Linked DNA regions of Mus musculus: region 1 is linked to region 2. A link is a loop called in an ENCODE intact Hi-C map of the cell type or tissue named here. Cell type or tissue: heart. All regions are shown on one strand. Links, peaks and the distances in the headings refer to the core of each region. The heading gives the core; the rest is flanking DNA. Region 1 holds the start of Fhad1 (forkhead-associated (FHA) phosphopeptide binding domain 1). Region 2 has its middle 110 kb from the start of Mir7021.

The links. A loop is a pair of places that touch in the nucleus more often than their neighbours do. Peaks named below come from ENCODE experiments on the same cell type or tissue, not always from the same donor. Only the 100,000 strongest peaks of a DNase experiment are listed, where the experiment ranks them.
Region 1: it touches region 2 in a loop (2.6-fold over the local background); 6 of 42 quality-filtered maps call a loop at or near these places.

What each region holds. Positions count from the first base shown.
Region 1 is chr4:142,007,192-142,022,822 of GRCm38, forward strand. It overlaps Fhad1 (forkhead-associated (FHA) phosphopeptide binding domain 1), which reads right to left and starts at 4,460. Exons shown (of 32, transcript NM_177868.4): 1 at 4,354-4,460. The coding sequence starts at 4,446. It overlaps 4930455G09Rik (RIKEN cDNA 4930455G09 gene), which reads left to right and starts at 10,707. Exons shown (of 2, transcript NR_131014.1): 1 at 10,707-10,939. In heart, for the core only: a CTCF peak has its summit at 7,586 (motif pointing right); DNase peaks (open chromatin) are centred at 7,860 and 10,710; H3K4me3 peaks cover 2,153 bases; H3K27ac peaks cover 2,956 bases; H3K27me3 peaks cover 3,115 bases.
Region 2 is chr4:143,018,213-143,035,062 of GRCm38, forward strand. No RefSeq gene overlaps it. Among named protein-coding and RNA genes, the nearest start is that of Mir7021, 110 kb to the right of the region's middle. In heart, for the core only: CTCF peaks have their summits at 9,249 (motif pointing right) and 11,797 (motif pointing left); no DNase peak of the experiment used is centred there; H3K27me3 peaks cover 1,540 bases.

The DNA of each region.
Region 1 (15,631 bases), core at 3,687-11,686, 1.0 Mb before region 2:
TCCCTCCGTTTCTTTCTCCCCTTGCTCTTCCAGGTTAGACCAGAACCCTAATGGGCGCATGAGAAGTGCCACCTGCCTCTCAGCCACCTTCCCAGTTTTATTTATGAGCCTACTGCTTTTCTTTCAGTGCTTTGGGCTCACTCACCATGCGTCCTAGCACCCCAGGGCCTTTGCACATGGAATTCCCTCGCTCCCGTGGGTAGTGAATATTCCTTGACCTTTTCTGGCCTTTCCTTTAGAGCCGTGATGCTGCCACATGCTGCCATGCGACCTTTAGACCCTGTCATGCGACCATTAACTAGCACCTGTCATGTGACCATTAGCACCTGTCATGTCAGGTAAATATCTGTGAAGTGGATCTGTGAGGATAAAACCTTTTTCACTGAGCCTCACACCCCACTGGCCTATAAAAACCTCGTGTGCTTATTTGCTAAGTGTAGCTCCAGTGCGATTTCAAAGCTGTTGTGTTTTTTGTTTGTGTTTTCTTTTTTCCCCTCCCTCTCTTTCCTTTGGTTTCTGAACTTTATTCAGTAGCATGACTTCTACAATTTTTACTTGTGTGTGCGTGCACAAGTGTGTGCGTGCACGTGAGTGTGCGTGCACGTGCGTGCGTGTGTGTGTGTGTGTGTGTGTGTGTGTGTGTGTTAGGGAAGTACCATTGGACGCCAGAAAAAGTTGGAACTGGAGCTACAGGTGTTTGTGAGTCTCATGTGGGTGCTGGGAACTGAACCTGGGTCCTTTGGGAAATCAGCCAGGGCCTTTAAACTCTAAGCTGTCTCTCCAGCTGCTTCTTCCCCCTTCCTTCCCTTCTCCTCCTCCTTTCCTCCTCCTCCTCCTCCTCCTCCTCCTCCTCCGTAGTGTATTCGGGTCTGTGTGGTTCTGCGCACATGCGTACTTGCTAGGTGTTGGATCCCCTGGAACTGGAGTTACAGGGGGTTGTAAACTTGTGGGTGTTTGGGTTTTCTATTAGCAGCCTGCTCTCTTAACTGTTGCGCTGTCTCTCCACCCTGGTGCCTTCCATTTGAGTGAGGCCAAGGACACTCTATGGCCCATTATTTTTATGTCAAATGCCACTCAGTTTCTGCCTGGGTAATAACTCGTCTCATTAGCTGCCTTTCCCAAGCAGCCTCCGGGCTCCACAGGTGCCCCCTCCTACCCCTGAGAATTTCTCTCGGCCTCATTTTACGAGATCATCGTAATGATCACGGTGTAATTTACTCAGCACTGTGTGCCAGGCGCCTGGTAGCCTTTCCTCACTCGGTCAACACAAGAACCCAGAAAGGTACACAGCTTACAGATGGGAACACACGCTTACCGCCACACAGCCAGGAAACGGCTCAAAGAGGTTTAGGCCCAGATCTCTGTTCTCAAAGCCTGTGCCTTCTCAAACCTTTATGACTTTCTAGTCTTAGAGTTGGTTCAAAAAGAAAGATCCCTGGGGCCCAGCAGGTAAAAGGGCTTGTGATGTCAGGCTGGGCAGATGAGTCCAATTTCTGCCACCCGTGTGAAGGTGGAAGGAGGGACCCCACTCCACCAACTCCACAAAACTCCCTCTGATTTCCACGTTTCTCCCCCCCCCCCCCCCCCCGTTTTTGAGACCGGGTTTCTCTGTGTATCTCTGACTGTCCTGGAACTTCCTCTGTAGACCAGGTTGGCCTCCAACTCAAAGACCTACCTGAGTTTGCCTTGCAAGTGCTAGCTAGGATTAACGGCGGCGTGCACCACCGTGCCTGGCTTAAAGTCTCTCAATATGCTAAGAAGAAATACTGCTTCTTTCTCTTGGTTTTCCCACTGTGGGTACTGAATGGGTTTTCTGTGCTCTTGCATGGGGATGGTCATGTAGGAGGCCATGCAAAAGGGGGTGTGACAGCTGATTTTGATGGTCAACTTGACTCGATGGGGAAAGCTAGCCCTGGGCCTTAATGAAGCACACCACTGGAGAGTATGGGATGGTGGTTTGCATGGAAGTGCTAAGACTCCAATTCAATGATTGGCTTTGTAGTAAGATGGGATGACTAGGGTAGTGGTGGGAAGTGGGGGGGGGTGTAGGGGTGAGACCTAAAAGGAGGAAGCAGGTCACTGGGTCATGTCCTTGAGTTTTATCTGCCCTGGTGTCTTATACATTCCTGCTATTTCCTATCTGTCATGAGGTCTGCAGGTCCTCTGCCACACATTCCTGCCACCATGACGCTCTGACCCCACACAGGGGCCAAGTTCCAATGGAGTGAACCCTCCTGCATACCATGCACTCAGACAAGGTTCTCTGTTGTTTCTGTTGGCTGTTTGGTCCTGGCCGTGAGAAAAGTAACACAGGAGATGTGGTGAGCTGTTGTTAAATTGGAATGAATGTGTTCTAAGATTAGGCGAACTTTGCAGAAATGCTAACCAGCCTGCTATGTAATGGCAGGATGCTGGATGCCCTCTCTCTGGAATTAGAAATGAGACAAATAAGGAGATTTATAGGTTTATACTGCCTCTGTCACTCTCAGTACTTAAAACCACACAGCTGCGGATGGCATTCGCAGCTGGTGAGGCGAGGGAGGCCATCTCCTACGCCGCTGGTGGAGAAGAAAGCCGCACAGCGGCGTTGGACAAGTTTGGTGGTTTCCCTGGGTACCATGCAGACATTTCCATGTGACATGTGACGCTACCATCACATACCCAGGCTTTCATGCCTACTCAGAAGCTGTGTCCAGCACGCAGCACCGTGCTGAGTAGATGCTTGGTAAACTCGGCACCGTCTAGAATCATCTTGGAAGAGGGACCTCAATTGAGAAAATACCTCCGCATCAGATCTGCATGTGCACAAGCCTGGGGGCGGGGCATGCTCTTGATTAATGATTGACGTGGAGGGCCCGGGCCACTGTGGATGGTGCTGACCCCGCACAAGGTGGTCCTGGAAGTGTTTAAGAAAGCAAACTGAGCAAGCCAGCAAGCAGTAAATGGGTGTCCCCTATGACGTCTGCTTCAGGTTCTGCCTCCAGGTTCCTGCCCTGCTTGAGTTCCTGCCCTGACATCCTTCAGTGATGGACTAGGCTGCAGAAGTGTGAGCCAAGTAAACCCATTGCTCCTCGAGGTGCTTTTGGTCTTAGTGTTTGTCAGAGCAATTGACAGCAAGCTAAAATGAGCAGCTATTTATTTTACTATGCTGACCCCAAACTAGAGATAATCACCGTTTCCAGTATATGACCGGCTAAGCAAACGGCACCATGTCTGTACCGTGGTCTGCTACTCAGCAATAAAAAGAAACAAGCTAGCAACCTAAGTGCATCTCTAGGCCTGAGGGAAAGGGAAACCAACTCAAATCAAACCCTGAATCACACACCGTATGATTTAATTAAAGTAACTTTCCTCAAACAACAGAATTATCGACGTGGAGAAGACAGTACTGGTTTCAGGGCTTAGGGGTGGTTGTGGGAGGGGCCACTGTAACTAGGAAGTGGTGTCTAGATCTCCGGTGGTGAGCTGTTTGGCATCTTGGCTTCTGCAAATGAATCTGCACCCATGATAAAATCATGGGTACCTACCCTCCACAGGCAACCCCTGCTACACACATACATACGGCCCGTGCTCTGGACTGCTTTGATGCTGTTATACATACATCACACTAGCATAACCACCCAGGAAACAGTGTGAGGGGCACACTCCGTCTCCCTTTTCAAAAAAAAAAAAAAAAAAAGCTTATTAAAGGCTTGTGGCGCAAGGTTTCAGGGAAGCTAGCTCCTCTGCTGTGGGAGGCCCCATCCCACGTCTCTCTAAAATATTTTAGCCTGCTTGAATATTTAAAGAGCTTCTGAGTCTCTGTTTTCATTATTCATCTCTTTCTTCCACTTCCTCAGCTGTCAGTGAATTGAGGCTTTGGACCACCAAACCACAGCTCGTCAGAAAATGAAGTTCAATTACGAGAGACTACGGCTAAGCCCAAGGCTTCACCTTGGAGCTTCCTGGGCTCCAGGGGCCCCTTAGAGCCAAGCTATGGAAAGGGAAGGCCTTGGAGGGGTGTTGGAAAAAGAGACCCTTCCCTGGGCACATGGTAAAGAAGAACACTTCAATGTACTTGCCCCGCGCACCCCTTCTAAGCTCCCCCAGAACGCTGCTTCTGGACAGGGGGGCAATTTGGGACCTGTAAGGACATGAGTTTGTTAACTAACAGAAGGCCCATCACCTTCCGATACCAAATGCCAGCTCCCCTCTGCCATCGGGAAGATTCCTGCATGGATCTTGGCTGTCCAAGGACAGAGTTGGCTGCTTGCTACCTGTGGCAGTTGGGCTTAGGGAGACTCAAGTCTACCTCACATGGAGGAGAGCTGGGGGGGCGGGGTGCATGGGACAGGCGTACGCCGTGTACCTCACCTGTAAGACGAGGTCTGAATCTGCATGCTTGCCGATTGTGGTGCTTTTATTCAGGACAAAAAAGCCATCAGCGCTCTTCAAATACGCTTTCATTCTTTCTGATTTCCCTACAGGAGGGTCCAGAAAGGGTTTGGTTAGAGAAACACATTCTAAGCCTGAGTGGATGAATTGGGGTCTCCTGATGTCATGGAGTCCTGAGGGAGAGGGAGACAGGGAGTGTCCAGGTGATGGACTAGCTCTGTCTTTTGAAGGTCATCTTTCCTAATAGTGATCACTAACAGAGAAGCATTGAAATATGATAATCAAATTCAAGGCATTTTTCTCTCTCTCTCTCTCTCTGTAAATACACAAGGTAGTTTAATGGTGGAGCTCCGGGTCGAAAAGTATCTCATGCAGGAGACAGTGGATTCGACCATGAGGCTTGAAAGCTATGGGTTTTTTATAGAAAAGGGTCTGGGGCTGGGGGAGGAATTGGCGCGGTTTCACATGACTGGTCCATTTAAACATCAGCAGAATGTACTCTTTTTTTTTTAAAAAATAAATTTATTTATTTATCTTATGTGAACATATATGTGCTTGAGGGTATGTATGTGCACCAGGTATATGCAGGGGCATGCAGAGGTCAGAAGAGGGCATCAGATCCCCTGGCATTGAAGTTACAAGCGGCTGTGACCTGCCATGCCACCTGGGTGCGCAGGTCTGAACCTGGGCCCTCTGCAAGAGCAGTAAGAACCTCTAACTAACCCGAGTCACCTCTCCAGAACCTCTAACTAACCCGAGTCACCTCTCCAGAACCTCTAACTAACCCGAGTCACCTCTCCAGAACCTCTAACTAACCCGAGTCACCTCTCCAGATTCCCGATGTTTTTTCTTAACTAGAGAAACAAAACAGAGCTCCAAATATCCCAACCACAACCCAAATGTCACAGACAGCGGCTGCCCCCTCCCTCGGCCTTCTTCTCCGTGACACCCACTGCTCGTGACACCCACTGCTCGTTTTTGCTTGGTTATGACCCAGCGCTTACTAGTTCAGACACTGCGGGTGAGTTACTCTCTCCCAGGTTGCCTGGCAACAACAGACTCCATCAGCTATTACTGATGCTAAGTTGGGCCTCTTACACTCCAGGTCAGAGACCCACAGGCTCCCAGTGAGTTCAAAGCACCAGGAGTCAGCCAATGGAAAAAGCAGGCTTCAACTGATTCTTGCTTTGTAAGTTGCTGCACTTCTCCATATACTGAAATTAGGAAAGGATGCTTTCGATTTTTATTTTAAAACTGTGTGTGTGTGTGTGTGTTACTGAGATATCTGTACACCTCAGTAAGCATATGGAGATCATAGGACAACTTGCAGGCATCTGTTTCCTCCTTCCGCTGTGGGTGGGTGATGGGGATCAAAACTCAAACACACCTCCCCAGGCTCCTTTGGCAAGTACGTTTACCTGCTGAGCCATCTCCCTGGTCCAAGGACTGACTTCTAAAGGCAAAGTACGAAGATGAAGGATTCTATGTGATCAGGACTCTGCACAGATTCCCTCCATCATCTTATGAGGAAAATGTCGAATATACGGAGATCTTTAAAGTGGACAGAGAGCCAGATGTGGTGGTGCGTGCCTGTGACCTGGCCCTGGGGAGGCTGAGACAGGAGGATTGTGAGTTTGAGGGTAGGTGAGGGTACAAAGAAAGAAACAAAAGCGAAGAGAGCCAGAAATATGGCTCAGAGGCTAAAAGCACTGTCTTCTCAGGTTTGTAAAGGGCTCAGGTTTGATTCTCAGCATCCACATGGTGGCTCACGGTCATCCATCACCCAGGTTCCCAGGGATCTAATCCCCTCTTCTGACCTTTGTGGCACTGAGTGTGAACAGTGCTGCCATGCCCCCACCCCCACCCCAGACACATCAAAAGAAAGAAAAGGAAGGGGTAGAGGTGTAATTCCTCTGAGCTCACTACCTGGAGAGTTTGCTAATATTTTTGTCATCATTCTTGGGTTTGGGGGTTTTAGACAAGTTCTCAAGGTAGCCCAGGCTGTCCTCAAACTCACTCTATAGCTGAGTATAAATGAACTCATTTTCCAGTCTCCTTCCCGGTGCTATGATTATGGGTGTGTACCACTGTGACCAGAATGCCGTGTTTTCTGTCCCTCCCACTCATCCATCCCTACTTCTCTCTTATAACACACACCAAATAAGTTCTGCACAGGTAAAAAAAAAAATCAACACTTCAGTGACATCCGACATTCCTAAAACATTGATGATAATGTATCTTTCTGTTTTAATAATAACCGAGCTGCATCCAGGCGCCCGGGAGACATCTCAACGCCAGGTCTAAGAACAAGTCCTCATTTTTGTTTCTTCCGAGAAACTTCTGGAAAGCAGAGTTACAGAGGCTGGAGATAGAAACGAAACCCCCTCTAGCTGTGACAAGGACACTCAGGGTCTCTACTCTCCATCACCACCCTGTACTGAGCCTCATCGGGGACAGGCATTCAGGGATGACCCTGAACGTCTCACTCTTCTGCCTTGACCTCCTGGGAACTGTGTTCCCAGCACACCCACCTGCATGACGGACCCCAGAGCTGATGCAGGACAGACAAGGCATGGGGAGGGTCTAGGAGTCTCTGCCTTTATTCCCTCCCTTATCAGCTTCTCGCTTTAGGGTGAAATCTTGGGGCCCTCTGCCATCCTGACAGTTTGGGCCACTACTTCATCTCCTAAGCCAGGAGCTTCTTCGACAGGCAGATGGAAGTCCTCTGTAAATACTGAAAGGCCAAAATGATACCTGGAAGGCAGCTCAGCTCTGGCTGGGGAGGACACTACCTTTCATTCCCTCCCTCTCTGGGATCAATCCTAGACGGAGCTTTGGAAGCTCAGCCTATTTCTCTCACTGCCTTGGTTAGGTGGTGTTTCTCCACCTTTGTCTAGTCCTGTACAGTCCCCCATCTGCCTGAAAGTACTGTATTCATTTGAGGGTGTTAAACTGTGTTGGTTCTCTCTTGATACTGTGATATGAGCCAAACAGCTTCCGTCAACCATGGATTAGAGATGGGTTAGAGGCAGACTTTGGAAGATATATTCTGATGAGGGCTACTTAGTGTGGGAGCCAGCTGTACATTTTCTTTTGAGTTATAGCTGGGCATGTGAGGTCTGGTAAGGGATCTCTCTGCCCGCTGGTGGATGACCCCCTAAGGGAAAGAGTCCCCTTCTAATTCCAGCGGCACCAGGGGGCGATCCTGGGGCCTAAGGGATGTGGGATGCGTCTGGCGACAGGGTGTGACTGCACTTAAGGTGGAATGGTTGGTGTCTGAACAGTGCCCTGTAACAGGAGCCTGTATTGGAGAACTCCGGGCAGGGACACGCCTCCTATCTTCGCCACTGCTTTCTGCCAGTCATCCCTGGAACCGCACTCACCTGGCAGGAGGAGGAAGCTGGGGCTCTGTTCTCCTCCGAGAGCCCTGCGGACTAGGAGCTGCTTGCCAGACCCAGGAAGAGGCGGCCCGCCGCGCTCTGCCGAGTCTCCAGCTTGGCCCGCGCCCCGCGCGACTGCCCGGCCTGTGTACGTGCGTCGCCATGACAACGTGGCGGGCGAGGTCAGCAGGTGAGGGGCGTGGCCTTGCGGGGGCGTGGCCGCATGCAGCGTTCTCTCTCCTCTTTCTCTCTCTCTCTCCCTCTCCCTCTTTCTCTCCCGCCCGTGTGTGTGTGTGTGTGTGTGTGTGTGTGTGTGTGTGTGTGTGTGTGTGTGTTTGTGTGTGCGCGCGCGCGGGTAGGAGTCGGGTATGACTGTATTTCAGGCAACCCGAGGACGCCTCATTTCCTAGAGGAAGAAACGAGGCTCAGGAGCCCCACAAGCTTTTATAACAGTGTGATCAAGACGTTGTGGAGAGGGTGTGGTGACAGGTGGGTTGGGAGGTTGGAGAATCTTGGAGGTCAGCACCCAGTCTTACCCACTTCCTCTAGGGTGAGGATGGTGTTGGGTGTAAAGTGAACTAGCCAGACAGAACCGGGATTCTTTCTCTGTGCTAGGGACCAACAGTTTCCAACTTCACAGCCCCTCCCTTCCATCATTGTCTCTCCAAGCATTGCCAGGGGCCCTATACACATCAGACTGTGACTCCAAACCTGACTTGCCTGCCCAGTGGGCACAGGGCAAGGATGTTCTGGGAAGACGCACCTCTATTCGCATCTGTATGCAGACATCACCAGTAAAGATCTGTTCATACTACAGGACTCAGCGAAACCTGGGACCACTGCCCAGGGTCGACTTTCTGCATCCTACGTGGCTGCCAGCCATCTCCAGTGAAGGAATGCTAAGCTGTCAGCTCAACTGACTTTCAGATTATATGGAGCATTATAACAGCGTTTCCAGGGCAGAGGAATAAGGCTTTTTCCTTAAACAGTGGGAGGGTATCAAAAATACCGCCTTAGAAGAAAATATCCAAGGCTCCGGTGTCTATAACCAACTTGTTTGATTGAGTTCTGAGTGGCTTGGAGGCAGGGGATGGGGACCCACAGACACACTTAAGGGAGTGACTGCAGCAGCGGGGTACTGGAAATGTCGGTGACATTCGTAATTTCTGAGAAATCGCTGTCCTTTTGATTGAGAATGAAGCTTGGAGACAGAGCAGGGCCGGGGGTGTGGTGGGGGGCAGGATCTGTGACTGCTGACTGTGACAAAGGTGTGACACAGTTATGTGTTTAGGAGGAGTCAAAATTTGCATTTCTGCATTTTGATCTTTCCTGGGCTAGAGAACATGACCCCCTTTCTCAATGCTTGGCAGCAGCCGTGGGCTACAGCTGTCTGTCACACCCTCACTGAGGAAAATATCGTATTCTGCATAATGGGCTCTATTGCCTGGTGTTCCACAGGTTAAGTGTACCCACAAGGCATTTCTGCTTACACTATCCCCCCCTCTAGTGTGCAGGTGTTCCTTCCTGTGGATGTCTGTGCCGACTTGCATGTATGTCTGTATGCATGTGAAAGCCAGAAGACAACCTTGACTGCCATTCTTCAGGAGACAAACCCCCCCCTTTTTTTTTGAGACAGGGTCTCTCATTGTTCTGGAATTCACCATAAAACTGAGACAACTGGTCAGTGAGGCCAGGGGCCCCTGTCTGTCTACACCTCTCCAGCGATGGGATTACAAGCTCATGTCCCCGAGTTTACAAGCTGAGGTCACAAGCTCATGGTCCTATGCTAGCTCAGCACTTTGCTGTCCTATCTCCTGAGTTGGACATTTTCAATTTATTTCAAGCATATTGAATCATAACCTGTTTGTAAAGCAGGGAATATCGATAGATGAGTGATAGGGGAAGGGTCAATTCTTAGGCACCATAACTGACAGCTGTCAAAAGAAGGATATCTGCTTGCTACCTGCTACCCCGCCCTCTGGGCAGAGACACCGTCTAGGGAGAAGGGGCCATCTCAGGTCTGCACCCCTCCTCCAAGCTGGGGAGCCCTCAGCGCCCTGTTCTTCCCACTGCATTCAGAGTCTGACTTCTCGCCTGCAACTTCAGCCTCCACAAAATCTCATTGCTCCCAGCCACCTCTCCTGGCTATCCTTGTCCCCTCCTTGGAGACCTCTGGATGGTCCCCCTTCAGTCCCTGCATTCCAGCAGGAGGTGAATCCCGGCTTCAGCTCCAGCCAGGAGAGCTGTAAGGCTTCATGGCTTGGATCAAAGGAAGTGACAGGTTGTGTAAGCTGATCTAGAACCTCCCTCCCAGGCCTGCGATGAAGTCAGTCTCCTGATGAAGTCAGTCTCCTTGATGCTCCCAGAGCCTTGTTGAGTCAATCATCGATATTACCCATCGCATTTCAGCTCCAATAGGCAACAGATCCTAAATGGGACCCCAGACCGGGACCACCATGGGGACCCACAGACTGTGTGGAACCGGATGGTAACAAAGGTCTTTCTGTTCCCCCAATGTCGCAGGTTCTCTGGGCAACGTCTGGAGCGTGCTACATTCATTATCTTTTCTTTTATAAGTGAGTGAGTCAGATTTGAGGGAAATGAGAAGGTGGGAGCCACTGGGATGGGGAGAAGAGTGGTGCCCCAAGCAGGGGTGTACAGTAGTGGGGAGCCCAAGCTTTTTGTTGTTTGGAATAAGTTATGCTGTTTTAAGCAGTTTATTTATTTGCGGGGGTGGGGGAAGGGATGCTTGCCACAGTGCATGGGTGTGGGGTCAGAGGCAGTTCAAGGGAGTCAAATCTCTCCTCTCACTGTGTAGGAACCCGGGGTTGATCTCAGGCCATCAGGCGTGGCCTCGGGCACCTTCATCAGCTGAGCTATCTCAGTCGGAGCCTGGAGCCTTTGTGGGCTTCTTCGCAGCTGACTGATGACGTCAGCTTTAGCCGCTCTGCCACTCACAGAAGCTATGGGCCCCAAGGGAAGGAGGCGTGGGGACTGTGTGCCCAGGGAGATTAGGAAGTGAGAACAGATAACTCGCCCACTTGTGACCGATGAGTGAGCGACGCCCAGTCCACTCGGGCACACAGTGGCTCTCTGAGGAACGTTTCATGGAGGTGCCCTTGTCTCCGTACAGAAGATTCTAGAAGGCTTTGGGTGTGTGTCTGTCAGTGGCAGAGCCGCTTCAGGTGAGAAAGCTTGTTCCAGGCAGCAGCTTGAGGTGACCTCACCCTTTGTCACCCCTCACCTCCTGGAGGATTTATGGCATTGCAAGGATGCTCTCCCGGTGCCTTTGTCATCTCAGAGGTGCAGATGTGGGGCGTGAGGTGACTGTTTTGTGTCATTCCTGGCTCTAACTTTTCCCTTCCTTCCCGAACAGGTTGGTTGGGGCCTCGCTGGTCATTTTTTTTCTCCTCAGGTTTCCTCTGAATCACTCCATTTGGACTGATGGCATCCGGTCTCCTCCCCACGCCCAGCAAAGACTCTCTTTCTCTCTGAGAACAATCGCTCTTTTCTCTCCAAGCCCTGGTCCACCCTCATCTTTTACCCTGTCTTCTCATCTCTCCTGGGAACCGAGTATTGTTCAGAAACTTAAGCCTCAGAGATAGTCCTTTCTAACCCAGGTCTGAATTTGGACCAGTCAAGAGCTGAGAGACAGGAATGATCCCCGGTCACTGGGTTCCAGAAGCACTCATTGCCCTGTGGGACTTGGAACTGGAGTAGAGAAGGGGGGCTGCGGCCTTGTTCTTAAATGACTCCCAACACTCATGTTGAAGGCTTCATCTCCAGTTCATGGTGTTATTGAGACGTGGTGGGAATTTCGGGAGGAGCATGCCCTTAAAGGGAGTCTCTCTTCCTCCCTCTCTCTTTTCTTCCTCCTCTCCTTCCTTCTCCACACCCCTTCCTTCCTCTCCCTCCCAGCCATCACAAGCTGTGCAAACTGACTTTGACACATACTTCATGCCTGATGTTCTGCGGCTTCACAAGGCCAAAACATGGGGCCTGAAACATGTCGGCTGGAACCAGTAAAACCAGGACCACAAACAAACCTTTCTGGTTTGGTAAGCTGGTAGTCTAGGTTGTTTTCTAACATCGAGGAAAAGATGGGGCACACAGGCGAGACAGCCTTCTGCCTCTAGGGTCTGATGGGTCAGAAGAGGAGAATTCCACCTGAGTCTTGAAGAACTTACAGGATTGCGGGATGCAGAGAGGGAGAGAATTTGGGAAGGTGGAGGAAAAAGCTGAGGAGACAGAGGGTGGGAGACAGGCTGGGTGCGGCAGGATGCAGGAGGCAGGTACTGGGACTCAAAGATGGCCCCTGGTCAGCTCAAGTCTGATGGTTTTCATATTATAACAAAAACTTCTTGCAGCATGACAGAACCCAACAACAGCATGAACTGGGTCAGCATGAGAACAGACTCACTGGTCACCATAAACAGATGTCATGAGGTCTTGCCGCTCTTTAGCTCTCAGCAATTGTTCTGACCCCAGATGGAATCTCGGGAGGGTGGTTACCACAGGGCAGTCATAGCTCCAGCCCTTGCATCCTCTCAGCTTTGAATCCCAGAGGGAACCGTGAAGTTCCCCTGCCACCCCAGGCGCCCTACTGAGAGGATCCACCTGAAGATCTCGCTGCTTCTCAGTGTCTCTGATTGGCTCACATGCCATCCCTACAGCTAGAGATGGAGTCTCAACTGCCACAAAGAGACCGAGAGACTGGCCTGAGACTGGTAAGGACAGGAGGACCTGAGTTCGAATTCCCCACGCCTGTGTAAAGTCTGAGTGTAGTGAAGGAGGCAGCCTCTAAGGAAGAATTGTAACTTTGTGGCATTTACACAAAGGCCAATGTGGGCCAACTATTTTTATTTACTTTGAAAATCTGGATTTATAGATTTTTTAATTTGTCTTTGTGTGTCAGGGCACAGGCCAGAGAATATTCAGGTGTTCTGTCCCATCTCTTTCTGCCTTTGTTTGTTTGTTTGTTTGTTTGTTTGTTTGTTTTTGATATGGGGCAGGGGGGGTCTTTCTCTTTGAGTCTGGAGTTCCCAGAAGGCTAAACCGGAGGCTAGTGAGTTCCAGCTACCCCACTGCCTACACCCCACTCCTGAGCACTGTAATTATAGGTGCGCCTAGCCACACTGGACTTTTTTGTTTTTTTATTTTAACATGATCACTGGGGACCGAAACTCAGGCCCCCCATGCCCGGACAGCACGTGCTCTTACCCACTGAGCATCTCCCCAGTCCTGGATGCATAGACTTCCCCTCCCTTGGAGAACCAGATCATCTGTTAGACTTTCTTCCTGTCTACCGAGCAATAGTTTGCTCCAGCCTCGGCAAGACCGCTCTCTGCACACACTCAGTGCAATGCACATATTAGCATTTCTTTGGGTTCTGCAGGGGCTTGTGTTTTTTACTTCTCAATTACCTGGATTGCACAGAGTGACCTGTTTCTCTCCACAGAAGGGAAATGTTCAAAGTACACGTGTCCCATGGAGTTCTCCGTCAGGACCCACAAGCCCCTGAGGTCAAATGCCTGGGGGGGGGACCCACAAGCCCCTGGGGTCAAATGCCTGGGGACCCACAAACCCCTGGGATCAAATGCCTAGGGTGGGGGACGCACAAACCCCTGGGGGCAAATCTCTGGCCTCATTTTTTGTTTGGTTGGTTTTTGTTTTTTCTTCCCTATTTTATTGAGAGAATGGGGATTGAGCTCAGGACGTACAGAGCAAGTCTCTCCCACGCTTCACCATCATTATCACGTGACTATTAGTGCTGTTTTCCCTACAGGGTCCTTGGGTTCTGCTTCCAGAAGATGGAAAACTTATTTAAAGCCCTCCTCATCCCCAGTGGGTAGAGCTCTGTGATGAATATTGGTATAATATGGGCATTTATCTTACATTTTAATTAATTAACTTTGTGTTGTGTGTATATGCATGTGTGATCAGTATAATGTATGTGTGTATGCATATGTAGGATGTACGCATGTATGTATACTGTTGTTTGTATATCTGTGTATAGTGTATATGTACATAATTTATGTACGAGTAGGTGTGCATATGTGTGAATGTGTGTGTGGTATGTGTTGTATATGAGAGTGTATGCAGTGTATGTATATGTGTGTGAGCGGCTGTATATAGTTTGTATGTGGTGTGACCATGTAGTATGTTTGTACACATCTGCCTTTGGGACTGTTTGCCTTACAAGGAATTCGGTTTTTATTGCAAAACCTTTGCGGCTTAATGAAAGCAGAGAAAGAGTTCAGCCCTGCTGTGCCCGTTGCTCGTCTTCTACATTTTCCCAGCATGCCCTTTTTATTATTTTTTTATTTTTCTAAGGTAATTTAAAGCCAGCTAGGCCACTTCTCACTGTCACTTCCTCACCAAGAGAATCTCTCTATTTTTCCACTCCGTTCCCTTGTGAAATTGTCACATTTAATCAAGCTAACGAGGATCCGGGAGCGCCTGACTTTTGGCTTAGGCTAGTTCCGGTTCTCTACTTCCGGTTCTCTAAGCCATCCTCTTCCTGTTAGAATCATGCGCGCCAGATCCTCCTGCTTCTGCCTCCTTCCGCAAATCCTACCAGCCTGAGCCACCAGAACCAGCAGTACCACGCTCTCAAAGCTAAATTTGGTTCTGGTATATCAGAAACCTCTTTATTCTACAACAGTATTCTCACCCCCACTTTTTTTTTTTTTTTTTTTTTTTTTTGAGGAGGAGGAGGACCTCACTATGTAGCCCAGGCTGGCCTCAAAACTCCTAATGCTCCTTTCTATGCGTCCCGACGGCTGAGGTTGTAGACTGCTCCCACACCACCCATTTGCTAGAGAGTCTGGGTCTTGATCCTTGTGGTTGGAATGAGAAACTTAGCCCCACAGGCTCATGTATCTTAACTCTGGGTCACCCATTTGACGAAAGCTTAGGAAGTGGAGCCTTGCTGGAGGAAGTACGTCACGGGGCGGGGCTTTGGGGTTGTAGACCTGGTCTGGTTTACTGATCTCTCTCTCTCCTCATGTTATGTCAACAACACACATCCCCTCAGCCTTTCCTCTGCCCCTTACACATTCTCTCAGGGCTTCCTCCGCTTGCCTCATGTAGCCCAGGCTAGCTTCAAACTCACCAGGTAGCCAAGGATAACCTTGAATTTCTGGTTCTCCTGTGTCTGCCTCCTGAGTGTGGAGAATTACAGACATCCACTACCTTGTCTAGTTGATGAGCTGCTAGGACAGAACCCAGGCTTCATGTGTGCTAGGGAGGCACTGTATGCACCGAACTACCCTGTAACTCTAGTTAGTCTACTTAAAACATTCTTTTTCACATCTATTTATTGTGTGTTGGGGTAGGGTGGGCAGAGAATAGCGTGCAGAGGTGTGTGTGGAGGTCAGAGGTCAATTTGTAGGTGTTACTTCTTCCCTGCTCCTACCAGGGATTGAACTCGGGTTTAGTAGGCTTGGCAGCAAGCACCATTACCTGCTGAGCCATCTTGCCAACCCAGTTATTCTATTGTTAATGAGGCCAAAGTTGGTAAGTGGGATCAGTGATGACAGACTGATGTAGCTATGCTAAAGTCCTCATCAACTCGTTTGTTTGTTTGTTTGTTTGTTTTAATAACCTTATCTTCATTTTTAAATTGTGGTAAAATAACACACAGTGTAACATTTCCTGCTTTCTGTGTTTTAAGAATTTATTTTGGACTGGAGAGATGACTCAGCAGTTAAGAGTGCTGAACCCGTTGTTCTTCCAGAGGTCCTGAGTTCAATTCCCAGCAACCACACGGTGGCTTACAACCATCTATAATGAGTTATATGCCCTATTCTGGCATGCAGGTGTACATGCAGATAGAGCACTCATATACATTAAATACATACATACATACATACATA
Region 2 (16,850 bases), core at 4,335-12,334:
CCCAGTGTGGTCATATTAAATCAATCTCTCTCTCTCTCTCTCTCTCTCTCTCTCTCTCTCTCTCTCTCTCTCTCTCTCTCTGAGAATGAATGGCTGAGCCTGGCTTGATGCACTGTCCAGGAATTATGCTCTAACCTAACAAGTGAAGACCAGAAGGGACAAGCCCCAAGAGTGAGAAAGGAGCAGAAGAGAGACCAATGAGAAAACAGAGCCGGTGGCACAAAAAAGCTTCCGGAGGTGAAGGGAAGGCGGGGGGGGGGGGTCCCTAACAATGGAGAACAGTAAAATTAACTGGTGGGGACATGGTTAGAGTTTGAACAGCAGACACCAGAAGGGGTGGAGTTACTGCACATCAGGACCCGCAGTGAAAGTTCCAAAGCTCTGAGTCTCCCAGGGCTTCTTTACAATCCAGCAAACCTGCCCACCCCACCCCACTCTGAGCTTGGGAATGCCAGGGGTCGCTTGCCACGAATGCAAATCATCTCTCCCGATGGTCCTGTTTTCTTTACTATAAACCTGGAAGACATCCCAAGAACTGAGCAGCCATCCCTGGGTTCCCTAAAGGATGACAGCTTTAGCAGCCTTTGTTGAACTGCCTTCAGGATGCAAGCTTCCCAGGGGCAGGAGCCACCACTTAGCTACTTAAACCCAGACTCTCAAACTAACCATTTTCTCCACAAGAAATCACAGCAAGAAATGACCACCTTGGGGATAATAGAGTTGAGGGGGCAAGGAGGAAGCACCAGGAGACCTACAGTTCGACGGGAGGGAGAGGAAGAGGGAGAGGGAGAGGGAGAGGGAGAGGGAGAGGGAGAGGGAGAGGGAGAGGGAGAGGGAGAGGGAGAGGGAGAGGGAGAGGGAGAGGGAGAGGGAGAGGGAGAGGGAGAGGGAGAGGGAGAGGAGGGAGAGGGAGAGGAGGGAGAGGGAAAGGAGGGAGAGGGAGAGGAGGGAGATGAGGGAGAGGGAGAGGGACCTCTGGCCTCCTGGTTTCCATAGTTCCCATTCTGGCCTTTGGGGACCAGTGATGCACAGAGCCCTAAGAAGGATGGACAGGCTCCTTCATTTTCCTACCCCTTGGACATTTCAGGAAGCATGTGCTACAATACAACGTCACAAGCCTATCAGGAGAAAAGCAGCTGCTACCTGGGCAGGTGTGCAGAGCACCACATCTGGGCTTAGCATATAGACTCCTGCCTGACAAAGCCCCCTCTCTGGTCTTAGAAAAACTGGTCCTGAGATCTGAATTCACACCCCAGTCCCTGGCTGGTTTCGAAAGCAGACCTTCACAGACGCCATTCCTATACTCAGGATGGATTTAACAACTCTGGGCTCTACAGGATAACCAGGGAGCAAGTAGGTCACAATCCTGCTTCAGTTTTCCAGGTGGGGAGAGGGAGGCTCAGAAGTGAATTGACTGTGACACTGTGATGTTCCAAGGCCCCTTCATTTGCCTTCAGGCCACACAGTCTCCATGGCTACATTGCTTAATGCTTGTGGTTCCCAAGGGTGGTTCCCTTTATTGTCCCAAGACCCCTCTGGGTTGGAGGAGGATCTTCTGAAGCCTGGAAGTTCCTCAGCATAGTCTTTCCAATTCTGAAGGACCTGGTCCTGGAGCACGGCAGGTGCCATCTTTACCAGATCAACTGTGCCCACGTTCAAGAGTCTATCACCATTAGGCTTGTTGGTGAATGGCAGTCCCTCACAAAAGGAGTGGGTGGGGAGAGTCATTGGAAGTGGAGAGGGGTCCTGCTGGAAGGGCTAGGCACAGAGACTAGGAAAAGCTAACAGGAGGGTGCTCCATCTTGCAGTCTTGACAAGGGAGCTCCCATCCACACTAGCCACAAGCCTTCCTCTGAGGCTACTTTATGGTCATTGACCCTCCTGCCTGTAACCAATGCTTTACCAATGACCCTAATAAATTCATTGACTCCCAGGATGCATTTTGGCAAAGCAACAGTTTGGTTCGTTCTTGGGATCTTATGAGACGGGGTAGGCATTGCTTACAACTCCCCAGGAGAAAATTCTAAAAGAGACTCTTCCTTCCCTGCAGGGTGGCAAGAATGGGCACCTGGTCATGTGGCCACAGCAAGACATCTAAATACACACAGTATAGATCAGGGTGGTTTAAAATAAATTTTGAAAGCAAAGCATCATGGTATATGTCAGTCGTCTCAACTTCTCAGGAGACTTAGGCATGAAGATCTCTCTTGAGCCCAGGAGTGTGACACCAGACTGGATAACATATGGAGAACCTGTCTCTTTGCAATTGAAAGGGAAGACGATAAAGAATAAGGTGGTGGGCCATAAATTCCAGACCAGCACTGACCGTTAAAACTACAATGTAAGCTACATCTGGGACTTTATATTTTCTTGTATTTCTTAAAACACGGAAAGGTGCAATTAACTTTAATAGCCATTATTGATGCCATATAACTGAAACTAATCATGTTAGCACATTACTAATATAAAACAACATTAGTGTCATACTTTTATATTTACTTTTTCATTCCAATTCCTTAAAAACCCAGTATGTGGCTCTAACACCCACAGCAAGCACATCAGATGAGCCACGTGCTAAGTGTCAGATGGCCCGCATGTGGAGACAGGCTGCTGTGGGGAACATCTGAGGTTGGCAGTGGCCCATCCTGGCTACAGATTCTGGTTTCATTGCTGGCCTGTGTTGCCATGGCGAGGCCACACCAGCTTGTATACCACCAGTTTCCACCTCAGTGGTCCATACTCTTAGGCCAGGTCAGTGAACTTGGCTTCCCACACGGTCAGTCCTGCAGTACTCCTCCTGCAGAGCAGGTATGGAAAGCCACTGTTGTTGCTGAGAGCATGGAAGGCAGATAGAATCAGGTCAGGGGAAGCCCAGAGAAGGAGCTGTGAGATCCGCCCCGGTCCCTCACATTCCTGTCTCCTGTTTTTCACTCCTGTCACCTTTCCTTCCTGGTCCCCAGGCATCCTTCAAGAGCAACTCAGGTACCATTAGAGAAAGGGAGCAAGGAGAGAGACGGGGGTCCCTGAGGCAGAAAAAGGCGAGAGACAGGAGTGAAGGAAGAGAGGAACCAGAGAGGAAAGGGGCCAGACCAGAGTGGAAAGGGAGGGAAGAGAAGTGGGGTACAGGGAAAGCTGGCACTGCCTCAGAGGGTTAAGCACAGCTGCACCAAAGGACCCCATTGATAGCAGCAAGGGCAGCACAGATGTGGCTGCTCAGCTAACTCGGGGCGTTCTTTCTACTGTCCTCTACCGCCCCCTCCTGGACTCCAAGCTCAATAACCACGTTAATCAGGAAAGACAGAGTGAGGTTGGAAAAGCTCAGGAATGAAGAGTACTGTGCAGTTCCTAAGACCCCAGACAATGCAGAGTGGACACAGCTAATTTAAAAGACACATGGAAAAGCATGTAATTCCAGTCCTAGAGCTCCAGACAATGTGGTGCTGTGCTTGGCCTGCGGGTGGGGTGACAAAGGCCTAGCTCCTGTTCTAGAGGTTACACGGGGTGCGTCCCACATTGCTAGTCCTCCACTATGCCACTGAGCACCAGAATTATGCAGATCATGGTGCCGGGAGGAAGATGCCTTCAGGGAGCATGGCCAGAGCAATGCACAGTTGCATCTTCATGGTGCAAGATAGTGAGGGCCCCACCGATACCCCTGAAGGAGGCTCAGCATGCCAGTCCTTCTGAAGCAGCAACCATTAAGCTGACCATCATAGTGAAAACCACCCACCTCCAGCTGATGAGCACCAAACATGTTGGGAGCACGGAGATTCATACTTCCCTTCTGTCTAGCTTCAGTCAGCCCCAGAAGAGGGTTCATGTCCCACACTGTCCAGGGGTGACTTTGTGACTTCCTGAGGCCAGAACCACTATCTCTTCTTCAAGATCCTCCTACCTGTGGGTCCCTCTGCTCAGCCCCTCACACACACACACACCCCAGTCTACACTGCTTCACTTTCCACAGATGACGGCTCCATAATCCCACTGAGCTGAAATTATTTTAAGTCAAAAAATGTATTGGCTGTCCACCAAACATTGTCACTTAGCCCTGTCCACCTTCAACATGCTTAGAACTCTGTAGACCACACAGGTGAGCAAGCCCATGGTACATGAAATGTGTGTGTGCTCCAGAGAGTTCCTATATGTGCAGATGTTCATACACATCTGTGCACATTCATATAGGGCCAGAGGTCAGCTTTGGATGTTGTTCTTAAGGGATTATGACATATGTGCGAGGCTTCCAGATCTCCTAGAACTGGGGTTACAGGTAGTTGTGAGCTACCCTGTGGGTGTGAGAATTGAACCCTGCTCTCCTAGAAGACCAGCCAATGCTCTTAATCACCGAACCTTCTCTCTAGCACCTTGTATTATTCTTTTAACATCCCTTTCATTTCTTTCTTCCATAATCTGTATTATTTTTTTCTACCTACTGATTTGGGATTTAACTTGTTCTGCTTTATCTAGGACCTTGAGATAAATTATTAAGTTGTTTATTTAGAATCTGGCTTTTTAGATATTTATTTAATGTATGTGTGTGTGCATATGCACTCATGCAGTCATGTGCCCTCTCATGCACACATGCCATGCTGCACATGCAAAGATCCAAAGACAAGAGTCGGTTGGTTCTCTGCCTCCACCAGAACTCAAGCCATCAAGGCTTGGCTGCAAGTGCCTTTACCCTCTGAGCCATCTTGCTGGCCCAAACATTTATTTTTTAACATAATCACTCATAACTATTTTGGGACTCCCATTGCTGTAAGTTAACCATTCTGATAAGTCCTTTTCACTTTCATTTTATCCCAGGAATTCTTTCAATCCCTCCCTGATTTTTCCAAAGACCCCATTGTTCATTCAATCACATATTGTTTAGTATAGTGTATTAGTAGTTTCTGTTACTACTGATATCCAAATGTGTTTCATTGCAATCTGATAAAATTGAAGTTTTGAAGGTTTGGAGAGTTTGTTTTGGTTGGTTGGTTTTGTTGGGAGGGGTTTATTTGGTTTTGTTTTGTTTTGTTTTGGGGTTTTGGGGAGGTGTTTTTGCCAAGTCTTGCTCCATTCAATGTTCTGTGGCCAGCTGCATGTGTATCCACAGCTATTGGGTAAAATATTCTGTAGATGATTTGTAAATACATTGGATCTATAGTGCAATTTAACTGAAAGAGTTTTGGGCCTGCATTATCTATTTGGGTTGAAATCCCACACTATAATATCCAGACCTATCAGTCCCTTTACTTCTAGCAGCGCTACTTCGTAAGATTGATTTTGTCAATGTTTGTTGCATACACATTTATACTAGTGATATCTTCTGAATGGGTTTCCCTTTATCAACAAGCAGTGGCTTTGACTATCTCTGATTAATTTTGTCTGCAGTTTACATCACCAGGTCTGAGGGTAGCACCTTCTGGTTTTTTATAACTTGCCATCTTGACTACACCCATTCACTCCGTCTGTGTATGTCTTTGCCTGTGAGGTGTGTTCTCTCACAGAGGATGAGCACTTAGGCTTTGTCTGGCTCTTTGCTTTAGGTTTGTTTGCTCAGCCTGCTACACTGTATCATTAAGTTGCTTACTTTGCTTTAGGTTTGTTTACTCAGCCTGCTACACTATATCATTAAGTTGCTTATGGAGAGGGTTCCTGTGGTTCCGTTGGCCATGTTTTTCAGGATTGGTTCAAATACTCTTTATTCTAATCTATTCGAACTTGACCCCTAGTCTACGGTCTTGGATATGATTGAGTATTTCCTAAATCTCACTTATCCATTGATTCTTCCCATAGAACCTATTCTTGCCTATGTTGCCCTGGCTGAGATAACTGATGATCACAAACTGCTTAATTTAGTGCTTGCCTGATGAGGTCTTTATTTCCTTATCAATTTTTAAAGATCACTGGATATAATAATCTCTGTTGGCAATTATTGACTTTCAGGGCTTAAAATATATCACTGCATGAATTTCCAGCTTTTAAGGTTTCTTGGTGTTACTCTGATGAGCTTTCCTTCCATCATTTAACGGTCTTTGTTCTGCAGTCTTGGCATTTTAAGTGAGTGTTGTAGAGTTCTTTTCTGTCTGTGTCTGTCTGGGGTCCTAATGGTTACTGTGCTTGCCTGTCTGTTTCTTCCCTAGGCTTGAGAACTTTTCCGCTATAATTCAATGAATGAATAGGGGTTCTATGCATTCATATTTCATCTCAATTCCTTCTTCTGGCTTCTTGGGTTGTGTTCTGAGTGTATGTGAGCCTCCCACATCAGTCTCCTGAGTAACACAGTAACACACTTGCACACAATTGCATCTGATCTAACCAGAATAGCTTTTAATTTATTTGGTTATAGGTTATTAATTATATAATAGATAGTAGTTTATGTATGGTATATTTTTGCCTTGGGGATCATGCAATCTGAGCAAATGCTCTACTATTGAGTCCTATACTGTTCTGCTATTAAATCACATCCCCAGCCCTTATGTAATAACTTAACATTAATTTAAAGGTTATTGAAGAATGAACAACCCTAATCACTATTTTTTTGAGCATATGTCAAATTGTATCAAGCTCTGTGGTCAATTAGCTAATTCAACTTTCACGTTAGGACGCGAATATTCTTATCCCACTTTACTGATGAGAAAGAGACAACCCCAAGAGGTTAATCAATCAGTTCAAGGCTGCAGAGGTGGCATGCAACAGGACCGGGATTAGAACCGGGGTATCTGATTCCAAAGCCCATGATGATGTATACTGTCTCGTCTGCCACACTCAAAGAGTCAGAGCAGGAACCTTTAAGCCCAGAAATTGGGGAGGGGAGGGGAGAAAAGAGAAAATGAAGGGGACATGAGATCCTTCATATAGGAAAATCTCCAAAGCATGGATGGAATTTTAAGAGAGACGAGAGGAGATAAGCAGCTGGTATTTACTTAGAAAATGCTATAATTGCTGGCATAATAGACTCAGCCATCAGGAGCTAGAGGCATCGCCGTCAACACAGCATCCAGCACAAAAGGACCAGTGTGCTGAAGATACGCCTGGCCCGGCTGGGAGGAGATGTGAGCCCCTTGGACACATCATTCATGCAAGGAATGACCAAGAACACAGGCAGCAACATCCCTGAGGAATCCCATCCCCCAAAACACTTCTCCAATACCTGCTACCCTGCCCACACCAAGCAGAGTGCCCTAGAGAATGAAGGAGATAGAAAATAAAAACGTATACTCCTCCTTAGCCCCCTTCTTTCCTCCCTCACTTCAGCTTCCAACCTGTGCTTAAAGCAGATTGATTCTCTTAAGAAGAGCCCAAATCTATTTCAGTTGACAGGTTCCTCTGAGATTTGGGTATCCCTGTCTGTTTGACCCACCAATCCCCACTTCTAATGACCACATCTCTCTCTTTGTTCTCTCTCTCTCTCTCTCTCTCTCTCTCTCTCTCTCTCTCTCTCTCTCTCTCTCTCTCTCTCTCTCTTTCTCTCTCTCCCCTCTCTCTGTCGCAGTACACACGTTGGGGGGTATCAAAGGATAACTATGGGAGTCACTTCTCCTCTTCTACCGTGTGAGTCCCAGGGATTCAGCTCTGATCATCAGGCTTGGCAATGAGAAGTCTTACACACTGAGCCACCTCACTTGCCTTAAAGACCTTTGAGAATATCCCTTTTCTTTGTTTTGTTGAGCCAGAGGTCTCACTATGTAGCCAAGGCTAACCTCAAATTCATGGTATGTAAGTGCTAGGATTATAGACATGCACTACCAGGCCTGGCATCTAAGGAATCAGTAAAACAGCTGTGCAGACCCTGCCAGGCCCCTGCTTCCTTTAGCCCAGTGGCTTTCAAGCTTCCTAACACCAAGACCCTTTAATACAGTTCCTCCTGTTATGGTAAACGTCACCATAAAATTATTTAGTTGCTCCTTCATAACTGTAATTTGCTATTGTTATGAATCATAATATACATATCTGATATGCAGGATATCCCCAAATATGGATATGTGACTCCCAAAGGGTCATGACCCACAGATTGAGAACTGCTGCTTTAATATCTTGTGATGGGCTAGAAACATGTCTCCACAGGTGAAGACATGTGCTTGTGTCCAAGTTTGTGTAGCCTCTGGATACACATGGTGGAGAAAAACCAACTTCCAAAAGTTGTTGCCTGACCTCTGCATGCATGTCATTACATGTATGCACAGACACACACACACACACACACACACACACACACACACACACACATGCACACACGCTAAACAAATAAATATAATTTCAAATTTTTTCAGACATCTTGCTGACATTGATGTACATTGTGATATACAAGTCTCTGCAAATGAGCTCTGGTTTGTCTATTTTACTGTAGCTACAACAAGACCACAACAGTCCACCTACACAAACATTCTCTCTCCCTCCCCCGATTCATACTCACTCTCCCCACCCCAGCCCTGGAAACCTCCAGAGCCTCCATTCATGTCCTCATCAAGTGAGAACTGCACCCTCATCTCTGCCCCTCAGTTTTCTCATCTAGACAATGGGTGCTGGAAAAGCAAACCGAATCCGTGCAGACAGGAGCAGGCACTGATGCTGAGTGCAGGAGGACCCTAAGTGGCCTCATAGCTCAGTGACGTTCAAGTCGCTCAGCATCCTAAGTTGCTCACACTCTGTGTTGCAGGCAGTCCTGTCAAGGCATGTCTCTGAGGCTCCCCGAATGGCTGCTTCCCCTGACTCTTGCCCTCATTACGCGTTTCTCCCATATACGCTCCTTTAGTCCCACCTGCCTCCTCCTCACTGTCCCCCAGGTGCCCCCAGGGCCTTTGCACCTGCTGTTCCCATTTCCCAGAATGTTCTTCCCAAAAATCCACCTGGCTTCCTTCTCCGAAACCCTAAGTGTGGGGCACACAGTAGGACAGGGGAACATATCTCCTTTGTGTGTCGATCACTCCAACATAGAAATTTTGATCCCAAGTTTGGACCAAGTTATCATCAGAATTGTTGAGAAGAGGCAGGACAGGGAGTCCTAACTTACACCATTGAAGGTATAAACTGAAGTTTCCTCTGTATTGTCGGGCCTCGGAGGAGCTAGCAACAAAATCCTCTGACACATGTCCAGCCATTAGCCAACACCTGCAAATCCATGTGTGGAGCTACACCCTTCCGAGTGTACTCAAGGGCTCACAAAGACCCAGAGCAGCCCTGAGAGAAGCCCAGCTGGCTTGAGAAACAACCTGGACTGCTCTTGGTCAGTGAGGCATCCACACTATTGTGCTATGAACACTAGAGGGCGGTGGAGCTGCACGGAGCGTTTTGAAAAACCTGATTAAGGGTCTGAGTTTGTTTCTGATAGCTGGGAAGATGCACCTCAGAAGAGCCTGGAGGCTGACTCCAGCGTTGCCAGGATATAGCTATAGACACACACACACACACACACACTACAGTACACATAACATGCATCAGGTGACCTGGACTAAAACCCTGCTCCACCTACCTATGTAACTCTGAGCAAAGCTCTCGCTGCCTCAGTTTTCCCCTCTGCTCTCCTTGAAGAGAGTGCATGAGAACTAACTCCAGTCTAGGGTACAGGGCAGAGGAAAAGTGCTTAGCACACATATGAGGCCTGGGTTAATACCCCAGGTTCCTGCCTACCTGCAGGCAGTTCAAAATAATGCTGAAGAATTCACAATGAGGTTTAAATGAGAAACCTATAGGCTCATGTGTATGAACACTTAGTCCGCAGATGGTGGCGCTATAATGGAAGGTTCTGGAACCTTAATGAAGTGTGCCACTAGGGCCTTGAAGTTATAGTCTGGATCCTCTTCCTGCCTGTCCTCTGCTTTCTGACTATAGGTGTGAAATGACCAGTTACCTCACATACCTGCCACCATCCCTTCCCACCATGACAGATTACATCCCCTCTAGCTGTAGCCAAAAGAGGCCTTTCCCGCATTGAAACTGATTTTTGTCAAGTATGCGCTCCCAGTTTTAAAAGATCTAACATGCACCCAGTGTGTCATCAAGGGGTTGGTATCCTGGTGGTCTCATTCATCTTTGTTTAGTTTTATTTTGATTGGTATGTCTGGGTGCTTTGCCTGAACATGTGACTGACCACATGTGTGCAATGCTCAGGAACCCAGAGGAGGGCGTCAGATCTGGAGTCACGGATGGTTGTAGGCTGTCATGTGGTTGCTGGGAATTGAACCAAGGTCCTCTGGAAAAGTAGCCAGTGCTCTTAACCATTGAGCCATCTCTCCAGCTCCATAGGTGAGAGGTGACAATCAAGGCTAACCATCACATATAGAAAACTGAACAGAGTGCCTGCAGCTCGGGAAGGGTGTGCATTGGCCCCTGTGCTCCATGGCGTCTATGTCTAATGAAAGGCTGATTTGATGAGGTAATCTCCTCAGGGGAGCAGGAGGAATTGAATGTGGTCAGGTACTATAGAACCTATACAAAATAAAAGACTTAGGGGCAGATGAAGTCAGAAAGGTACAGGAAGTGGTGCTGTATAAAAGGACAGCATGTGCAAAGGTCCTGAGGTATGCGAAGGTGCTACCATGTTTAGTGCCACCCGTAGGACTAACTTGATTGATTCCAACATGCCTGCCCTATAAGGATTCACTGTAGTGGAACATTGTCTGGGCTGTGCTGGGAACTGAGGATAGACACACCTTGTTTCTTGTCATCCTACAGTCTGCTTCTCGTAGAAAGTGGCGCCATAGTGCTGTTTTTAATGCATTCGGGATGCTGTTGCAAAACTGTCACAGACCGAGTATACTAGGGTAAAGATGGCATGAGTGTGGGGTCACAAGCTGGTGCACAAAGCCCCAGCTCAGGGGATGAGTTGAATGTGGAGAGAGGCTGTGGTGGGTAAACCGGTTCCGTATTGAGAACCTCCAGGGGACACAGCTGCAGTTGCCTCCCTTGCTTGTGCTGAGCAGCAGGAGATGGCTTCTCCAAGAGATGCCTCTAGAAACATCCACAGATCTCATCTCACAGAGGCAGCGCCACACCCAGGAGATAAAGTGCTCTGTATTAGTCAGTTATTCACTACTGTAACAAATGCCTGAGATAAATCAATTTAAGAAGAAGAATGGTGGGGCGTGGTGGCACGCACCTTTAATCCCAGCACTTGGGAGGCAGAGGCAGGCAGATTTCTGAGTTCAAGGCCAGCCTGGTCTACAGAGTGAATTCCGGGATAGCCAGGGCTACCCAGAGAAACCCTGTCTCAAAAAAAAGGAGAAGAAGAAGGAGGAGGAGGAGGAGGAGGAGGAGGAGAAGGAGGAGGAAGGGGGTTTATTGTTGGGTCCCGGGCTTCAGTCTGTAACCAACCAGTCGGGGTGCTTTGGGCCTGTGGCGTCATGGTGGGGACACATGGAGAGGACTGGTTCACTTCAAGGCCAAGTGTAAAAGAAGAGAGGAAGAAATCAGAATCTCACAAGGCCACTCCTCCCAGCCCCTAAGCCTCATGCTAGACCCTGACTCTTCAAGGTTCTATCTTCTCTCAGTGCCATCAGGGATTGAAACTAAATTCAACACTCTGGGGCCATATTGGGTCCCATCCACAGTGCCAAACTGACCATAAGCCATGCTTTCAAACTGTTCTCTGCCATTCCTGGGCATAGACTGTGATAAACAGAGTGGGAAGGTGAGAGAGAGGTAGTGAGGGAGGCAAGGAAAGAAAGATCGATTGAAGGACTTCAGGCAGAAGAGGGGGAGTCTCACAGTCAAGACTGACAGCGTATGAAGCAACACCCGCACCTCACACAGAAGCTCCAAGGAAGGAACTGACTTCTGGGGAAAAGGGGCAAAAGCAAACAGTGGTGAGCTGGCGCCCCCTGCAGGCTCCTGTGGCATACTGATACACATAGATAGGTAGGTAGGGGCTGGAGAGATGGCTCAGTGGTTAAGAGCACTGCCTGCTCTTCCAGAGGTCCTGAGTTCAATTCCAAGCAACCACATGGTGGCTCACAACCATCTGTAATGGGATCTAATGCCCTCTTCTGGAGTGTCTGAAGACAGCTACAGTGTACTTGTATACATACAAGAAATAAATCTTTAAATAGGTAGGTAGATAGATAGATGCATGCATATGAAATAAATAATAAATAAATGGATGTAAATTCTCAAGAGAACGCCAACTTCTATCATCCAGCACAGAGAGGCAGCCAGCATTTCACAGCCAGATAACCCAGGAGGAGGTAAATGTTTAAACAGAATGGAGTACTCTGTGTACTCAAAGTATGAGGCCAGGGAGCTCCCAAATTACTTCAAGGGTCCTAGAGACATAAAACACAAGTGGGAAAGAGACGAAAGAAGGACAGTACCAGAGAAAAGCAAAAAGAGAACGGAGAGAAACCCCACAAGTTCCGACGGCCGACACGTCTCGTACAATGACTAAACATACAAGTCACACACACGTAGTTTTACATTCTACATGTGTTCATATGTGTGTGCTTGTAAGGTCAACCTTGGCTGTCATTCCTCAGACACTATCCACTACCAGTGAGAGTTTTAAGCCAGGGTCTCTCCCTGAACCTGGTGTTTGCCAAGCAGGCTGGACTGGCTGGCCAGCAAGGCCTGGGAATCCCCCTGTCTCTACATCTCCAGCTCTGGGAATAGAAATCACCACGCCTGGCTTTTTTGCATTGGTTCTGAATGGAACTCAAGCCTTCATGCTGGCACAGCAAGCATTTTACCAGCCAAGCCATCTCCGGAGTCTCAATTTTACATTTTCCTGACAGCTGCTTGCAGGATAAAGAGACAGAAAGGGTTTGTTTCAATAATAGATTTTTAATAAGACATTTGCCAAATATTTCAATTTCAACACATGATCAATCAAATCAAAACACTGAGACGTCTTCTATTTCTCTGGCGCCTGAGATACATGATGTACAGCTGGGATCGGTGGCACCGGCCTCTGAAACCAAGTACTCAGGAGGGCTGTAAATCCAGAGCTTTCTCCTGCGACACAGGAGAAAAAGTTCAAGGCTGGCCTGGGCAATTTAGTGAGACCCTGATCAAGATGAAAGATAACATATGGACTGGAATGTGGCTAAGTGGCAGTGCCCGTGTAATGCGACTAAAGCCCTAGGCTCCAAGGTAGGAGAAATACAAACTGGCCCAGGACACAGTTCTTCAATAAACTCCAGAAGGCAAGGCTGGAGAGATGGCTCAGCAGTTAGAAGCACTTGCCCTCGCAAAAGGACCCAGTTACCAGCACCCACAATAGGTGGCTTACAACCACCTGGAGCTCCAGGTCCAGGGAATCTGATGCCCTCTTCTGGTCTCCACAGGCACTACACTCACATACACATAATTCAAATGACAATATACCTTTTAAAACAAACAAACAAACAAACTTAATTTGTGAAAACAGACACACATTCCCAAATATAATAAATAGCTCACTTGCAAGGCAGAATTAAAGTTTTAGAAACTTCCAGAAGAGAAGAAGAAGGGTTCCCAACATGGACACAAGAGTCATATTGCAGTCAGAATTACTGGCACAGGACTTACGTGGCAGGGCTGAGAGTGACTGGGAATCACTCTGCTCAACCAACTTGTCATTTTGAGGTAAGCACTGAATTTGGACATGAGCTCACTCGGTCTATCCTGGGGTCCTTTCAAAATCTGCACAAGAGCCCTCTTCATCATTGGCCTTGGCCTGTAGCCACGCTTGGCTCATAGTTTAGTTTTTTTTTAATGTATTTATTTATTTTACATATGTTAGTACACTGTAGCTGTAATCAGACACATCAGAAGAGAGCATCAGATCCCTTTACAGATGGTTGTGAGCCACCATATGGTTGCTGGGAGTTGAACTTAGGACCTCTGGAAGAACAGTCAGTGCTTTTAACCCCAGAGCCATCTCTCCAGCCTGGCTCATGGGGTTTTAAGCAACCAACTGGGCTTAAAAAACAGCTCCAGCTTTGAGAAGTGAAGACGCCTTCAGACTCAAGCACGTGTCTCCAGTCTACAGCCCATGCTGGCTGCTTGTGTTTGACTGCATAAGGCTAAAGATAACCACGAAAGCCTTTGAATGCAAGGTCAATAACTTATTTATTACAAATTAGGGGGATGGGTAGATAGCTCAAGGCAGTAAAGTTCGTCACACAAACATGAGGACTTATGTTTGACCCCCAGAAACCGAGTAGAAAGCTGGTCATTGCAGCACACACCTGTAACCCCAGCACTGGGGAGGCAGATGGCAAGCAGCCTAACTTGCCTGGTGAATTCCAACCAATCAGAGAGCCTGTTTCAGAAAGCAAAAGGAGCAGCTCCTGAGAAACGACTGCTGAGCTTGACCTCTGGCCTCTACATGCACACAGACACACATACAATCACATGCATACATGCATGCATACATACATGCATATATACATCTATACTCACACAGACAAGTGCATGTGTACACACACATGTATATACCTATACACAGACAAGTGCACATGCATACAATGTGCACACACACATGCATATACATACATACATACATACATACATACATACATACATACATACATACATACAAACACAAGCACATATACACATGATGAGAAACACTGACGAGTTTGTAAGTTTGTGGGTGAGGCTGTTTTGTTTTGGTTCTGTAGCTCAATCACAGGATTTTAAGTGTGGCTTTGTGGATGACAGCATGGTATTGTAGTATCAAAAGGTCGGAGATATTGCAGTCACCCTGGTCTAGAAGTGGCCGTGACCTCCACATCCAGCACATGTCGGGTGAGAGGAGAGGTGACCTCCTCCCAAGAGCAATAGTGGTAAACTGCAGTCCCATGAGCCAACTGCCTGTGGTATTCTGGAAGCTCTCTGCTCCCCCACCACCAGCAGCCTGTTCTGTGGTCTCACCTGAATCCCTCAGCACAGGCAGCTCCCTACTCCCAAGGCAGCCTCTTGTATCCATCACTGTGCAACTGTGGCTATTGGATACCTTTCCATTGAGCTCAAACTGGGTCTCTGGGTCTCAGGATCAAAGAAGGGCATGATCAGAGTGAAAACTCACAGCTAATGTCAGTTCCGTGCCCTCATTTCAGAAACGAGGCAGTGGGGTTCCAAAGGAAAAGCAGGCTCCACAGGTTACACTCACAGCTGTAACACAGCACACATCACAGGTACTCCAGCCTTGCAACACACACACACACACACACACACACATACACACACACACACACACACACACACACTCACACATGCACGTGCACACATGCAATAATATCAAAGAAAAAGGTTGTCTATTGAAGAGTTGGAGGAGACATGGGAGGGCCTGGAGGGAGGGAGGGAAAGGGGAAGTGAAATAATTATATTTTAATTTAAAAATTGTTCTTACTTTCTAAAATGTATAATAATAAGGAACCAAATAAACAATTGTGCTAAGTCATATGATAAAATGCATGTAGCCAGCTATAACTTTCTTAATTGGGGTGGGATACTGTCTCTGCATCATGGTTCAGAGCCAGCTCCGTAAGATAAAGCCTACAGGGCTGACATGCCCCATGAGGGGATTGGGAGGGCTATTTCTCCCAGAAGACATACTCTCAGCTGCCCACCCTGCCTCCTTCAGTTGACGAGGCCAGCACTGGATATTTGGGGTAAAAGAAAGAGAAGAGAGGAAGGAGGGTGGATTGGGGAGGAAGGAGAAAGAGAGGAGAGGGGGCAAGAGGGAGGAGAGAACACATCCCTCCAGAAGCTTCAGAAAGCTCCCACGCAGCCAAGAAGCTGCTGGAAAACCCTATCTGCATCCAGCAGACCTCAAAGTAGCAGCGATCCTGCAGGCCTGCAGGAATCTGGGTTAAGACACTACCCTTTGATCACAGCAACCAGGTCTGGCCTGGTTTGAGGTTCCCCTGGGAAACAGTTACCCAAAGTACCCTACTGATAACAACACAGCTTAGAGAGAAGGGAAGGCAAAGGGGAACAGGGCATGGCACGCCTTCCTTCTGGGAACTCTGGGCCTCCATTTCGCAGGGACTACTCATTTTGGAGACATTCTACAGGGCAGAAACAGGAGGCAGAGGGTGTTGGGACCTGCCCAGATCCTTACGGCTCCACTGTCGAGGTATAAATAGCCAAAGACATATCGGCAAATTGGAACTCAACCCAGCTGTTCCTATGGCTTCCATTAGCACAGGTGACACTGCGATGCCTGTGTCAGGGGTAAAGCCACACACTTTAGAGAGAGAGAGAGAGAGAGAGAGAGAGAGAGAACAGAGTTTGGCAGGCAGAAAAGTCTGGAATAAGAAATCCCACAGAGTCCAGGCATTGTCACTTTCTGGAGGCCAGCAGCAGCTCTCTGTTCCTCCTTCTCCTCCTGGGGTTTCCTGTTCCTCCCATCACTCAGCCACCAGAAGACCTCACAGTGGGCAAGATCCTAAGAACTAACTCCAGACCACAGCTCCTTTGAGAGTGAAAGTCACATGGCTAATAATTGTTCTGGAACCACAGACAGACCTTGGAGTGGTCCTAAACTCACAGGCAAATGTGCTCGTCCAACTACAAGCCAGATGTGGCTCCTCTTACTGTGTTGAGTGTGTGTTGGCTCATCTTAACTCCATATACCACTGTCCATTTCACAGATGAGAAAGGCAAGGCAAGACCTAAGATTTGGACCCATGCAGTCTACCTGCAGGTCCCATGATTGTCACCAGTAGGCTATGCCACCTGTCTGGGAGCCTAAGTATACTCTCTGATAGTGTCTGGTTGCCCCAAAGCTGGGCTTTATAAAGCCACGTACCATACTCTACCCTCTGCCAATTCCTTGGCTCAGGGGATCTCCCCATGGCATTGTAACTGCTGCTGCCAATCCCAAACACACACACACACACACACACACAGAGAGAGAGAGAGAGAGAGAGAGAGAGAGAGAGAGA